Linked DNA regions of Homo sapiens: region 1 is linked to region 2. A link is an interaction called in ENCODE POLR2A ChIA-PET data of the cell type or tissue named here. Cell type or tissue: OCI-LY7. All regions are shown on one strand. Each heading gives the region's core, and the rest is flanking DNA. Links, peaks and the distances in the headings are about the cores only. Region 1 overlaps KIF11 (kinesin family member 11). Region 2 overlaps EXOC6 (exocyst complex component 6).

Region 1 (6,659 bases), core at 1,662-5,661, 260 kb before region 2:
TGATTTGATATGACTTGATAATTAATCTATGTTACACAATCTGAATACTGTAAAAGCTGAAACCTGAAAATACCATAGCCACTGTTGCTTATAACAGTAATTATTGTAGAACAATTGAGAATACTTCTCTTAATATTTGAAGTTTTGCTACATCTAGAACCCCATGCAGAACCACAATATGACAAAACAGTCCTTTTCTCACATCAAGATGAAAGATGAATCTGGAAAAACATACCTTTAGAGAAGAATGGTTATAACATTTAAAGTGAAAATGTATCTACATTAAAACCTGCTAAGTTGTTTCTAGGATGGCATGGATAGTTGTCTTTCATAAACCAAGTCCTACTTTCTCTTATTTCTGTCTCACTGATAGACATTTAAAACATAGTAAATCGATACAACTTTTAATTCTTATTGATTATAAATGTAATTCATGATTTATCTTCCCTGTAAACTGTTCCTCATTATATGAGGCTTTAAACCAAAACCAAGCCTTCAAACCATAATCTGTAAATATCAGATATCTGAAAAACAGCTTCTGGTATTCTTAAGACTTTAATAATGACTGTCTAAAGTTTTATTAAATGAGCTTATTATAATATGACAGAACTCTTATAATAGTTAACATTTATTGAGCAATTCACTGTGTTTATTCCTCCCATCAATATAGATATAAATTCTATTACTAGTCAGATTTTTAATGAGGAAACTGAGACCCTGTGAGCATCTAATAGTATGTAGATCATCTTGCAGAAGGTGGTAGTGATCATACTACCTGAAAAGCATCCATGTTTGAGTGGCTCTTTTGTGTGTTTTTTGGCAACTTAAAACTGCAGCATTTTCTCATACATCTACATAGGGTATTTCCCTTAAACCCGTTGAGAACTTTTTAGGTGTATATTCTAAGGCTGATCCCCTTTTTATAAATTTGCTGTTTTGAAATGCTTAAAATTGTTAGACAGCTCTTTAAAAAAACAATACAAAAAAATCTGATCTGAAAAGTATCTTAGCATGAATGGTTTGGCTTTCCTGGCTTTAAGGAAGCAAGTTCAGTATGTGAGCTATTTCTTAGGTTTTCCAGAACTTGAAATGAGCACTACTAAAATAATTATGTAAAACTTTGAACACATTTACATATAGATAAATATAATACCTGCATTAGCATTCAAATTATTAATCTGATAATACCTTTGAGACTAGTAAAAATACTGACAGACTTTATTCATAATCAGAATGTTAGATATGTATTGTCAACTGATGTGTTATTCAGAGATACTGGCCAACCAGCAGACTGAAGAGTGAATAAGAATGTTGGATGCATTTTCAGCTCTTCTTTGGTCATTAGGATGGCTTCTTCATTTTGCAATGTAGCATGTTATATGCCTATAAGAGCTTGTTTTCAAAGATGTAAAATATGAGCAAAGATAAGACTATTTACATTTTGTTAATATGATCCAACTAGGTTCTGTAACATTTTTTAGCTCCAGTAATTGATAATATTTTTGGATTGCTTGACCCGTTAGTATATCACATTAATTTTCCCTTCTAGCAGTGTTATCAGTTAAAAAGCAACTATATATATCTGTCAAAGTGGGTCTTAAACATAATGTGATATATGGGTTGTTTGATTAGTTTTGAGGTACACTGAAAGTAATTTGTTACTTACAGCTAAAATAGTAAAGTTTGCTAATTATTTACTTTTTAAAAAATCCTGGCTGGATGTGATGGCTCATGTCTGTAATCTCAGCACTTTGAGAGGCTGAGGCAGGGTGATCACTTGAGGCTAGGAGTTCAAGACCAGCCTGGTCAACATAGCGAGATCACGTCTCTACAAAAAAAATTTGTTTAAATTAGCCAGGCATGGTGGCTCATGCCTGTGTAGTCCCAACTACTTGGAGGCTGAGGAAGGAGGATCCCTTGAGCCCAGGAGGTTGAAGCTGCAGTGAGCCTTGATTGTGCCACTGCACTACAGCTTGGACAACAGAGTGAGACCCTGTCTCTAAAAAAAAAAACAAATCCTACATTTTAATATCACTTCCACTGCTTTCCTCTGTAGAAGAAAGGTAAAGTTAACTTTATCTCTTGTCAAGAATTTATATAATTCTCACCTATGGACAATACTTCTTGTTTTGTTATCAGTCATAAAAAATGTTCAAGTGTCATAATTTTAAGTCTCTTCACTTCCCACACCTTTCTTACAGGAACTTTGCAAGTTAATGAATCTTTGGACAGAGAGATTCTGTGCTTTGGAGGAAAAGTGTGAAAATATACAGAAACCACTTAGTAGTGTCCAGGAAAATATACAGCAGTAAGCTATTTTTAAATTCTCTTAAACTTTTCTGTAAGTCTGAAATTATTTAAGAAGAAAAAGCTTTAAATAGTACAAATAATTCCTCTGTGTACTTTCAAATTTCTCTTTTGTTAATATTTTATTATGTATGTGTGTATGTATATATATACATGCATATAAATGTCTTTTCATTGCGTATTTGTGCTCTCTTTTAAGACATTGAAAAACCTGGCTGTTACCCACAATATATTTTCGAATTTCCTCAATCTTAGAAAACACACTAAGTAATTTCACAATTTCTAACCTATATTACTGATGAAAAATATACTAACTAGAGCAGGGTTTGGCAAACTGTGGCTAGCAGGCTGGATGCCTGTTATTGCAAATAATTTCATTGGACACTGTTTACATGTTGTCTTTGGCTGCCTTTGCACTGCAGTGGCAAAGTTGAGTCATTGCATCCAGGTCATTGAACAATAGCCTAAAATATTTGCTATCTGGCTTTTCAAGAAAAAGTTTGCTGATTCCTGTATTAGGGTTTTGTTTTTTGTTTTTGTTTTTGTTTTTGCGACGGAGTCTTGCTCTGTCACCCAGGCTGGAGTGCAGTGGAGTGATCTCAGCTCACTGCAAGCTCCGCCTTCCAGGCTCACGCCATTCTCCTGCCTCAGCCTCCCGAGTAGCTGGGACTACAGATGCCCGCCACCATGCTTGGCTAATTTTTTGTATTTTTAGTAGAGAGGGGTTTCACCATGTTAGCCAGGATGGTCTCGATCTCCTGACCTCGTGATCCGCCCGCCTCGGCCTCCCAAAGTGCTGGGATTGCAGGCGTGAGCCACCACGCCCGGCTCTGTTTTGTTTTTTCAGACAAAAACAAACAGCCTGCTCTGTAGCCCAGGCTGAAGTACAGTGGCGCGAGTGCAGTGGTGTGATCTTGGCTCACTGCAACCTCTGCCTCCTGAGTTCAAGTGATTCTCCTGCCTCAGCCTCCCGAGTAGCTGGGATTACAGGCACATACCACCATGCCTGGCTAATTTTTTGTATTTTTAGTAGAGATGGGGTTTCGCCACGTTGGCCAGGCTGATCTTGAACTCCTGGTCTCAACTGATCCTCCTACCTCGGCCTCCCAAAGTGCTGGGATTGCAGGTGTGAGTCACTGCTCCCAGCCTGTATTAGAGTTTAATGTTGCTTTGTAGCCTCATTGCTTGCCAGTTCCGCATACTTAACATACACTACAGTCAGACCTATGTTTTCTTTTAGGAATTTTATAACTTTATGGTTTAACATTTATATTCATGATCCATTTAAAAATTTTTATAAAACATAGGAGATTTGTCAAGTTTCAGTTTTTTGCCTATTGAGTATTCTATACTCATGAGGAGAAAGATACTATATTTACCCTATTTTTCCCCATTTAATTCTGAAATTAAACTTCCTAAAGTTTCAAGCTTTCTTTGGTGGGAAGTAGTCTTTAAGGGTGGGTCTGCTGGACAGAAATTGTTTTTCTTTGTCTAAGAATGTCTTGATTTCCCCTTCATTCCTGAAAGGTATTTTCACTGGCTGTGGAATTCAGGGTTGACAATTATTTTTTTCCAGCATTTGAAATATTTCCATTTTCTTCTGGCCTCTATGAAATGAGAAATCCACTGCCATTCAAGTAATTGTTCCCTTATAGGCAGTCTCCCTATAGCTGCTTTCAAAACTTTTTTGTCTTTAGAAACTTGATTATATTTTGTCTACTTATATTTCGTTGAGTTTATTCTATTTGGGTTTTGTTTAGCTTCTTGAATCTGTAGGCTTATGCCTTTCACCAAAACTTGGGAAATTTTCATCTATTAATTCTTTGAATATTTTTCAGCCCTATACTCTTTTTCATCTGCCCCTATGACTTTGATGACACAAATGTTAGATCTTTTATTTTGGTCCCTCAGGAGATATGTAGAATATATTTCTTATAGATACATATATTCTCTTTGTTGTTCACATTGGGGAAATTCTATTGATCTGTCTTCATATTCACTGAGTCTCCTTCTGTCATCTCTAACCTACTGTTAAACCCATTCAATGAGGTGTTTTTTCAGTTATTGCTTTTTTATTTTTAGTTTTATAATTTTCATTTGCTTTTTTTATACCTTGTTTCTTAGCTAGGATTTTTTTCTTTTCCAGGAGTATTTTAATTTCTTTTTGGAGCATTTTTTGATGGCTGCTTTAAAATCCTTGCCAGACAATTCCAACATCTGAGTTTTCTTGTTGTTGCCATCTATTGATTGTCTTTTCTCATTCAACTTGTGATTTTTGTGGTTCTTGATATATGATAAGTGATTTCCTATTGTACCTTGAAGATTTTGGGTATTATGTTAGGAGATTCAGGATCCTATTTAAGTATTTTTTAGCTGGCATTCACCCTGTTTAGGCTTAGCATACAGATCCAGGCTCACTTTTATGGGCTGTGGTTCCACTGACAATTTAGTTTTTAGAGCCCTTGCAGTGTTATTCTGATAATGCTTTGTTTGTGTGCTACCCACATGAGAAAAATTTGTATTCTGCTTTTGTTGCATGAAGTGTTCTGTATGTGTCACTTTGATCAAGTTGATTGATAGTGCTATTCAGGTCATCCACGGCCTTACTGAGTTTCTGCCTATTTGTTCTATCAGTGACTTAGAGAGGAGTATTGAAATCTCTAATTGTAGATTTATCTATTTTTTTTATTAGTTCTATCAGTTTTTGCCTCGTGTATCTGAAACTCTGTTGTTGGGTGCATATACATTTAGGATTATTATATCTCCTTGGAGAATTGACCTCTTTATCATTATGTAATATCCACTTTTATTTCTGATAAGCTCTTGTTCTGAAGTCTGTTTTGTCTGAAATGAATACAGGTTTTCTAGCTTTCCTTTGATTGCTATTTGTATGATGTATCCTTCTCCATCTCTTTACTTTTGGTCTAAGTCTTTATATTTAAAGTGGGTTTCTTATAGACAGCATGTAGTTGGGTCTTGCTTTTTCATCAAATTTATAATCTATGATGTTTTATTTTTATTTATTTATTTGAGACAGAGTCTTGCTCTGTGGCCCAGGCCGGAGTACAGTGGTGCAATCTTGGCTCACTGCAACCTCTGCCTCCCGGGTTCAAGTGATTCTCCTGCCTCAGCCTCCTGAGTAGCTGGGGCTACAGGCACACACCACCATGCCCAGCTAATTTTTAAATTTTTACTAGAGATGGGGTTTCACCATGTTGGCCAGGCTGGTTTCGAACTCCTGACCTCAAGTGATTTACCTGCCCTGGCCTCCCAAAGTGCTGGGATTATAGGTGTGAGGCACTGCACCCAGCTGCCTTTCCTCATTTAAATTGAGCACTTTTTATGTTTTTATCTCTTCCATTGACTTATTTATACTTTTTAAATATTCCCTTTTTAGTAGTATGTCTAGGATTTAAAGTATACATTTTAAGATAATTTGAATTTGTATACATTTTAAGATAATTTGAATCCATTATCAAATAATTTGCTGTTTCATGTGTAGTGAAAGGACATTATAATAGTATATTCCTGTTTCCTCTTTCCCGTTTGTCATTATTTTCATATGTTTTACTTAGGTGTTTATATGTGCAATAAACACCTAATACATTGTTACTTGAATTGCTTTATCTATTTTCTTTTTTAATGTATCTACTAGATTTTTTTTTTTTTTTTTTTGAGAGGGAGTCTTGGTCTGTCACCCAGGCTGGAGTGCAGTGGTGCAATCTTGGCTCACTGCAACCTCTGCCTCCCAGGTTCAAGCAATTCTCCTGCCTCAGCCTCCCAAGTAGCTGGGATTACAGGCACCTACCACCATGCCCGGCTAATTTTTGTATTTTTAGTAGAGACGGGGGTTTCACCATATTGGCCAGGCTAGTCTCAAACTCCTGACCTTGTGATTGCCCGCCTCAGAAATTTTTAATTGCATATGTGGCTTCTATTATACTTCTGTTGAACAGTGCTGTTCTGGAACTCTAGCTATCATTTATATATCCCTACCTAACTTCTGTCATTTGTTTTTCAACCCTGTTTTTGATCCTGTTAAGTATAGCATGTTCCATTGTGAACTCTTCCTATATGCTGAATCAAAAAAGTATGTCCTACTTTTTATTCCTAGTATCTAGACTGATGGATTTCTAGGCCATTCCATAGCCGTGGAGGAAATACTAGAGTAGGATTGAAGTAGGAAGGGAAGTATGATATACTTTCTTAAGGCCCATGCAAATCATTTTTCCTGCTTTCCTGACATTTATTGTCTACACCAGAGTTTCCCAGTATGGTCTAGGGACTTTGTATTCATCACCCAGGAATCTAGGTGATGTTTATGTACACACTGCACATAACTGCGTTTGGCA
Region 2 (6,659 bases), core at 1,444-5,443:
TTCTGGCTGTATTATAATTCACTCCTGCTGTAAGCTTTTGACGTTTTTCTTTCTTTGTGGATTTGGTATAAACTTTTGTTTATAGTGAGTTTAACACAAGTGTGTTATTTTATTTGGTATGTTGAGTCAAAAATCAGTGAATCTCACACTCAACTTTCTCTCTCAAATAACTAAAGTCTAAAGTTCCAGTTCTATTTCAGGGAAGAAATATTAGTAGTTTCTGGATAGGATAATTGTTAGTAGGCTAATGTCTCAGTTATACGTGGTTAGCATATACAAGTGTTCCAGGTTCAGTATAATACATTTATATGTATATATGTGTGTGTGTGTATATAATAAAATGTTCAGTATATAAGGAAATAAACATGTTTTCATATACTTGAAGTATTTAACATTTTATTTGAAAATATTAGCCTAACTCAAGTTGTAGAAGTCTAATGAATTTGTAATATACTCTTTCCTGCTTTGATTATTTTCATGTCTCAAAATATTTTCTTTTCATTTTGAAAGCTAAAATGTTATATTTTTTAATGCAGTGCTAGAAATGTACAGTAAGCTGAAAGAACAGATGAGTGCCAAAAGGTGAGTTGGTTTTTTTCCTATTGTTTTAAATAAGAATTTTTTTCTATTATTGAAAGGACAGATACATTTACTATAAATCATAGTGAATCATGAGTTTTGCTTTCTTCATTACACTAACCTTTGTACTTAAAATTTGCGCATCAGGATAATCCACTAAAGCAAATCTTAGCCTTTTATTAATAAATCATTGTCCTTTATAAATGATATCAAGGATTGGTAATGTTGATCAAGTACAAATAGCCGAACAGGAATGAAAATATTGATTAGCTTACCAACATACTAATATTGCATGTAACTAAGGGCTAAGTGCATATTGTGGAAGGAAAAGAGTGTAGGCAGTTATATTTTGACAGTCTGGGTGAATGTAGTAGTTCACATTCTGTTTTATAACTCAAATGCATATATGACAGTTGAAAAAGAAAGTAATTTAAAGTAGTTTATTGATTGCCATAGGAGCATTGGATATAGTGATGTTTAAAATATTTTAAAGACGAACAGTTTTGGCCAGGTGTCATGGCTCATGCTTGTAATCCCGGCACTTTGGGAGTCTGAGGCAAGGGGATCACTTGAACCCAGGAGTTTGAGACCAGCGTGGGCAATATAGGGAGACCTCATTTCACCTCCCCACCCCCTTCCCCCCAAAAAACAAAAGAAAAAAAACAAATGATTCAAAAGTAACATAGAAAAACCAGAATAAATTAGACAATTTGGACTAGGGAAAAAATGATTTCTTCTTGGTTAGTAACTACTTAATTATCAGAACACATCTTATACAGACCTATAGTAAAAGATGTGTGTATGTCCTGCTTCATTGTGCTACATGTTGAATTTCATTAGGCTTTACCAGTTAATACAATTTAGTAGAATGATTTTTTCCCTGTAATAAACAAGCCAAAAACTATTCTGAAAGTCTTATTTTCTTTCACGTATGTATTAATAATATATTCTCTTTTTAAATCAATGTTATATATCCTCACATTTTAAAGATTCAAATAATTTTCCTACGCGTTTGCTGCCAAAAAAAAAAAAAACAGATATCACCTTTCCTATTTCCCATTCACCATTCCTTCTTTATAGGAGCAAAAACTTTTACCTCTTTTAATGGATTATTTTGGTATTTATATTTATGTCTTTAAATAACTAACTTTTAATTATTACCATATTATTTTCCAGTTTGGGGCATTATCGGTTTTTCAGTAATATAATCTAATATTTATACTCACATTTTCTCAACTATCCCCAAAATGTCTTACGTCTTTTTCCCTCCCTGAAAACATTGATTTGTATGTGTTCTTTTGTCCCTTTTAATCTAGAACAGTCCTCCTGTTCTTTGTTTTTTTCATGGAAGAGTGCAGGTCAGTTCTCTTGTAGACCAGGGCATTTTGGATTTATCTAGTTGTTTCTTCATGTTTAGATTCAAGTTAAAAGGTTTTGGCAAGAGTATAGCATAAGTGATACCTCACATTGCATGACATCAGGAGGCTTATAAAGTCATGTTGTCCTTAGGTTATGCTAAATTTGATCATTTGGTTAAGGGGAAGTCTACCAGATGTCTTTTGAAAAGGTATATTTTTCTCTTTGCAATTAATAAGTAATATGTGGGTCCTGTTTCCTAACAGGTTTTCACCCAGTAGTTTTATCATTCTTGCCTTAATCCGTTATTATATTGGATTTACAAGATGTTGATTTAAAAAATTCTATTATTTCTTAAACATTTATTAACTGGCTGTTTTATATATAAAGAAGAGCTTTTTATTCCCCACCACCACCTTTTTTCTTTTTTTCCGATTATGGCTGTGAACTTACGCATTTTTAAAATAAATATATTATAATTTATTATTGTCATTATTCATTTTGATGCACAAATTGTTTCAAATTTAACAAGAGAAACTTCTCAAGCCAATTCCTGTGTCTTTGTCTTTGAGTATTTTTGTGTTTATTGTATCGTAAGATGTTCCAAGCTCTCATTGTGCCTTTTTTTTTTTTTTTTGCCTCAGATCTGGAAGCAGCCATTCTCCAGGGTACCCTAGCTCCTTTTAGTATTAATGGTATTTAGAAACTAAGATGTATGGGTTGGGAGCAGTGGCTCACACCTGTAATCTCAGCACTTTGGGAGGCTAAGGCAGGTGGATCGCTTAAGCTCAAGAGTTTGAGACCAGCCTGGCCCGTATGGTAAAACCCCATCTCTACTGAAAAAAAAAAAAAAATAGCTGAGCGTGGTGGCGCGTGCCTGTAGTCCTAGCTACTGGGGGGTTGGTGGGGGGTGGGTGCTGAGGCAGGAGGATCTCTTGAGACAGGGAGGCAGTTGCAGTGAGCTGAGATTGAGCCACTGCACCCCAGCCTGGGTGACAGCAAAACCCTGTCTCAAAGAAAAACAAAAACAAAAACAAGGAACTAAGATGTATGTGCTAGGTGGACTTATTACACACACACACATACACACACACACACACACACAGTTTGAAGTTGTTAGTTTGTGACCTACCTTTTCTCTCTTTTAGAACATTCTCTTTGTCCTCTGTGGTCTATCATTTCCTGATGATGTCCTTTGATGTGGTGGGTACTTTTTGTGGTGGGTACTTAGTGAGCCTTCTTTTAATCTGGAAATTATCCTTTAATCTCATAATATCCTTAAGCATTAGGAAGTTTTTTTGAATTATTTTTTTCTTTCTGTTTTCTTATTTCTCTAGGATATTAATAGTTCAGTCTTCTAGATTGGTTCTCTAATTTTCTTATCTCTTCTTTGACATTTTAAAATCTCTTTGTCTGCTTGCTCTTTTTTCTATGAGATTATTTCATCTTTACCTTCCAAAGGTGGTGCTGATTTTTAAAAATTTCTGCTAATTTTTAATTTCTAGGAGCTCTTTTTTGATCTCCAAATTTTTTTTTCAGGTAGCCTCTTGTGTTTGCTTTTTAGAGATTCTTGGAGTTGTAGACTTATGACTTGTACATTTTTGTTTATGTTATACTAAAATAAACACACCTGTGTAGCCACCAAGTTTAAGATGTTGAATGTTATTGCTACCCAGAAGCTTTCTTATACTTCCTCACAGTCACTGCCACCAAAACAAGATGAAGAATACTTCCATTACCCCCACAGTTTGCTCATACCTCCTTCCAATTTCTCCTCCCTTCTCTAGAAATAACCACTTTCTGATTTTTAACATCATAGGTTAGTTTTGTGTGTTTTTAGAATTGATATAAATGGAATCTTCTTCACTCCCGATAATGTTTTTAAAATTCGTCTGTGGTTGCATAATTTCTTTTTATTGCTAGAATTTGTTTATCTATCCATTAGTTGCTATTTGGGTGGTTTCAGGTTTGCAGGTATTATGAATAAGACTGCCATGAAATTAAGGTACAAGTCTTTTTTATAGGGATATGTTTATATTTCCATTTAGTAAATATATAGGAGTAGAATTGCTCAGTGATAACATAAATGAATGCTACACTTTTTAAGAAACCGTTAAATACTTTTCTATTTAAAATATGATTTGAAAAATAGACTTTAAAAATATAATTTAAAAAATAATTATTTTAGTAGTACCATTTACGCTTCCATTAGCAATGTATTAATATAAGAATTTCATTTGCTCCACATCCTTGCAAACGTATGGTGTTTAATTAGTTTGTTCTAGTTGAGCCATTTTGGTAAGTATAAAATAGTATCTCATTGTTTCAATTTGCATTTTCCTGATGACTGATTGTTTATAGATCAGAATAAACAAATTTTTTTTTTTTTTACCATCAGTGAAATCAGAGGTAGAAAAATCATGGGTTTAGACTGTAGAAAGAAAGGATTTAGATTAGACACAATCCAGGGCATCTAGATGATAAAGGTTTGGGAATGTTGAATTTCAGTGGCAAGAAAACCTTTGGAATTGGCTTATCTAGAGATCTCTAAGTGTCATAAGTGCCTTTTTGTTTGGTATTTGGCTGTTTGTATGTTTTCTTTTGTGAAGTGTCTGTTCACATCTTTTGCTTTTTTTTTATTTAATAGATTTTATTTTTTAGAGCAGTTTTAGGTTTACAGAAATATTAAACACAAAGTACAGAGTTCCCATATACTTTTCCTCTTCTTTCTAAGCAGTTTTTCTGTTATTAATGTCTTGCATTAATATGGTACATTTACTTTAACTGATGAACCAATATTGACACATAAGTATTTACCAGAGTCCATAGTTTTACAGTAGAGTTCACTCTGTGTTGTACAGTTCTGTGGATTTTGGCAAACATATATCATGTATCCATTACAGTATCATACAGAATAGTTTCACTGCCTGAAAACTTTCCTGTGCTCCCTATCTTTCCCCATCCTTCCCTGCTGTGAACCCGTACCAATTACTGAACTTTGTACTGTTTCTATAGTTTTATCTTTTCCAGAATGTCAGATAGTTGAAATAATACAGTATATATATAATATGTTCAGACTGGCTTATTTCGCTTGGCAATATGCATTTAAGGTTCCTCTGTGTCCTTTTGTGACTTGATAACTTATTTCTTTTTTATCACTGAATAATACTACACTGTATGGATGAACCATAGTTTATCCATTCACCTTTGAAGGACATCTTGTTGCTTCCAAGTTTTGGCAATTGTGAATAAAGCTGCCATAAACATTTGTGTGCAGGTTTTATGCATGTAAATTTTCAATTAATGTGGGTAAATACCTGGGGATGTGATTGCTGGATCATATGGTAAGACTATGTTTAGTTTTGTAAGAATCTGCCAAACTGTCTTCAGAAGTGGCTGTACTATTTTGCACTCCCTCCAGAATGAATGAGAGTTACTGTTGCTCCACATCCTCCACAGGATTTAGTGTTGTCATTTTTTCGGATTTTGCCTATTCTAATAGGTGTGTAATGATATCTCATTGTTATTTTAATTTGTAATTCACTAATGACACATGATGTTGAGCATCTTCTCACATGTATGTCTTCTTTAGCGAGGTGTCCAAGTCTTTTGATCACTTTTTAATTTGGTGGCTTATTTTTGGATTGTTGAGTTTTAAGTGTGCTTTTTATATTTTGGATTCAAGTCCTTGATTCAATTTGTGTTTCGAACATATTTTCTCCCAGTCTGTGGCTTGTTTTTTCATTTTCTTAACAGTGTTTTTAAAGAGTAGGAAGTTTTAGTTTTAATGAAATTAAATTGGAAAAGTCCAGTTTACCTTTTTTTCTTTCCCTCATGCATTGTGCTTTGGTGTTTCTAAAAACTAATTGCCAAACCCAAGGTCATCTAAATTTTCCCTTGTGTTATCTTCTAGAGTCTTAGAGTTTTGTGTTTTACATTTAGGTCTATGATCTATTTTGAATTAATTTTTATAAAAAGTGAAGGTCACTGTTTACATTTATTTATTCACTTTTTTGCATGTGAATGTCCAGTTGTTCCAGCAGCATTTATTTAAAGAACGACTCTTTTTCCATTGAATTTCCTCAGTTAACTGTATTTGTGTATTTCTGTGCTTTCTGTTTCATTTTAACCTACTTGTTAATCTTTTCACCTTTACCATACAGTCTTTAATATTATAACTTTATACAGTATTAAGTCTTGAAGTTGGGTAGTGTCAGTCTATCCTTCAACTTTGTTCTTCAATATTGTGTGGCTATTCTGGGTCTTTTGCCTGTCTATATGAACTTCAGAATCACATTGTTGATATTCACAAAATAAGTTGCTGGGGTTTTGATTGGGATTGCATTGAATCTGTAGATCAAGTTGGGGAGAACTGATATCATCAGTTGATGATATTGAGTCTTCGTATTCATTAATATGGAATATCTTTCCATTTATATAGATTTTCTTTAATTATTTCTATCAGAGTTGGTATTAGTTCCAGAAAATTTTTTGTTGAAGGTTTTTATATAGATACATTTCATGTTACCTGCAAAGACTTCTGTTTCTTTTTTCCCAGTCTTAATACCTTTTTTTCTTGTTTTATTTCATTAGCTACTGCTTCCATGTAGTATGATGTTGACTAGGAATGGTGAGAGGGAGCTTCTTTGCCTTGTTCTTAATCTCATGGGGGAAAAGCATCTTGTTTCTCACCATTAAGTATGGTATTAGCTTTGTATAATTTC

Evidence for each region. ChIA-PET counts read pairs that join two places held together with the same protein. Peaks named below come from ENCODE experiments on the same cell type or tissue, not always from the same donor. Only the 100,000 strongest peaks of a DNase experiment are listed, where the experiment ranks them.
Region 1: POLR2A ChIA-PET joins it to region 2 with 8 read pairs; 2 of 35 experiments call an interaction of 5 or more read pairs at or near these places.

Annotation. Positions count from the first base shown.
Region 1 is chr10:92,637,593-92,644,251 of GRCh38, forward strand. It overlaps KIF11 (kinesin family member 11), which reads left to right. Exons shown (of 22, transcript NM_004523.4): 17 at 2,202-2,308. Among named protein-coding and RNA genes, the nearest start is that of KIF11, 48 kb to the left of the region's middle. In OCI-LY7, for the core only: no CTCF peak of the experiment used is centred there; no DNase peak of the experiment used is centred there.
Region 2 is chr10:92,899,063-92,905,721 of GRCh38, forward strand. EXOC6 (exocyst complex component 6) reads left to right here. Exons shown (of 22, transcript NM_019053.6): 5 at 537-582. Among named protein-coding and RNA genes, the nearest start is that of EXOC6, 54 kb to the left of the region's middle. In OCI-LY7, for the core only: no CTCF peak of the experiment used is centred there; a DNase peak (open chromatin) is centred at 3,069; H3K4me3 peaks cover 383 bases.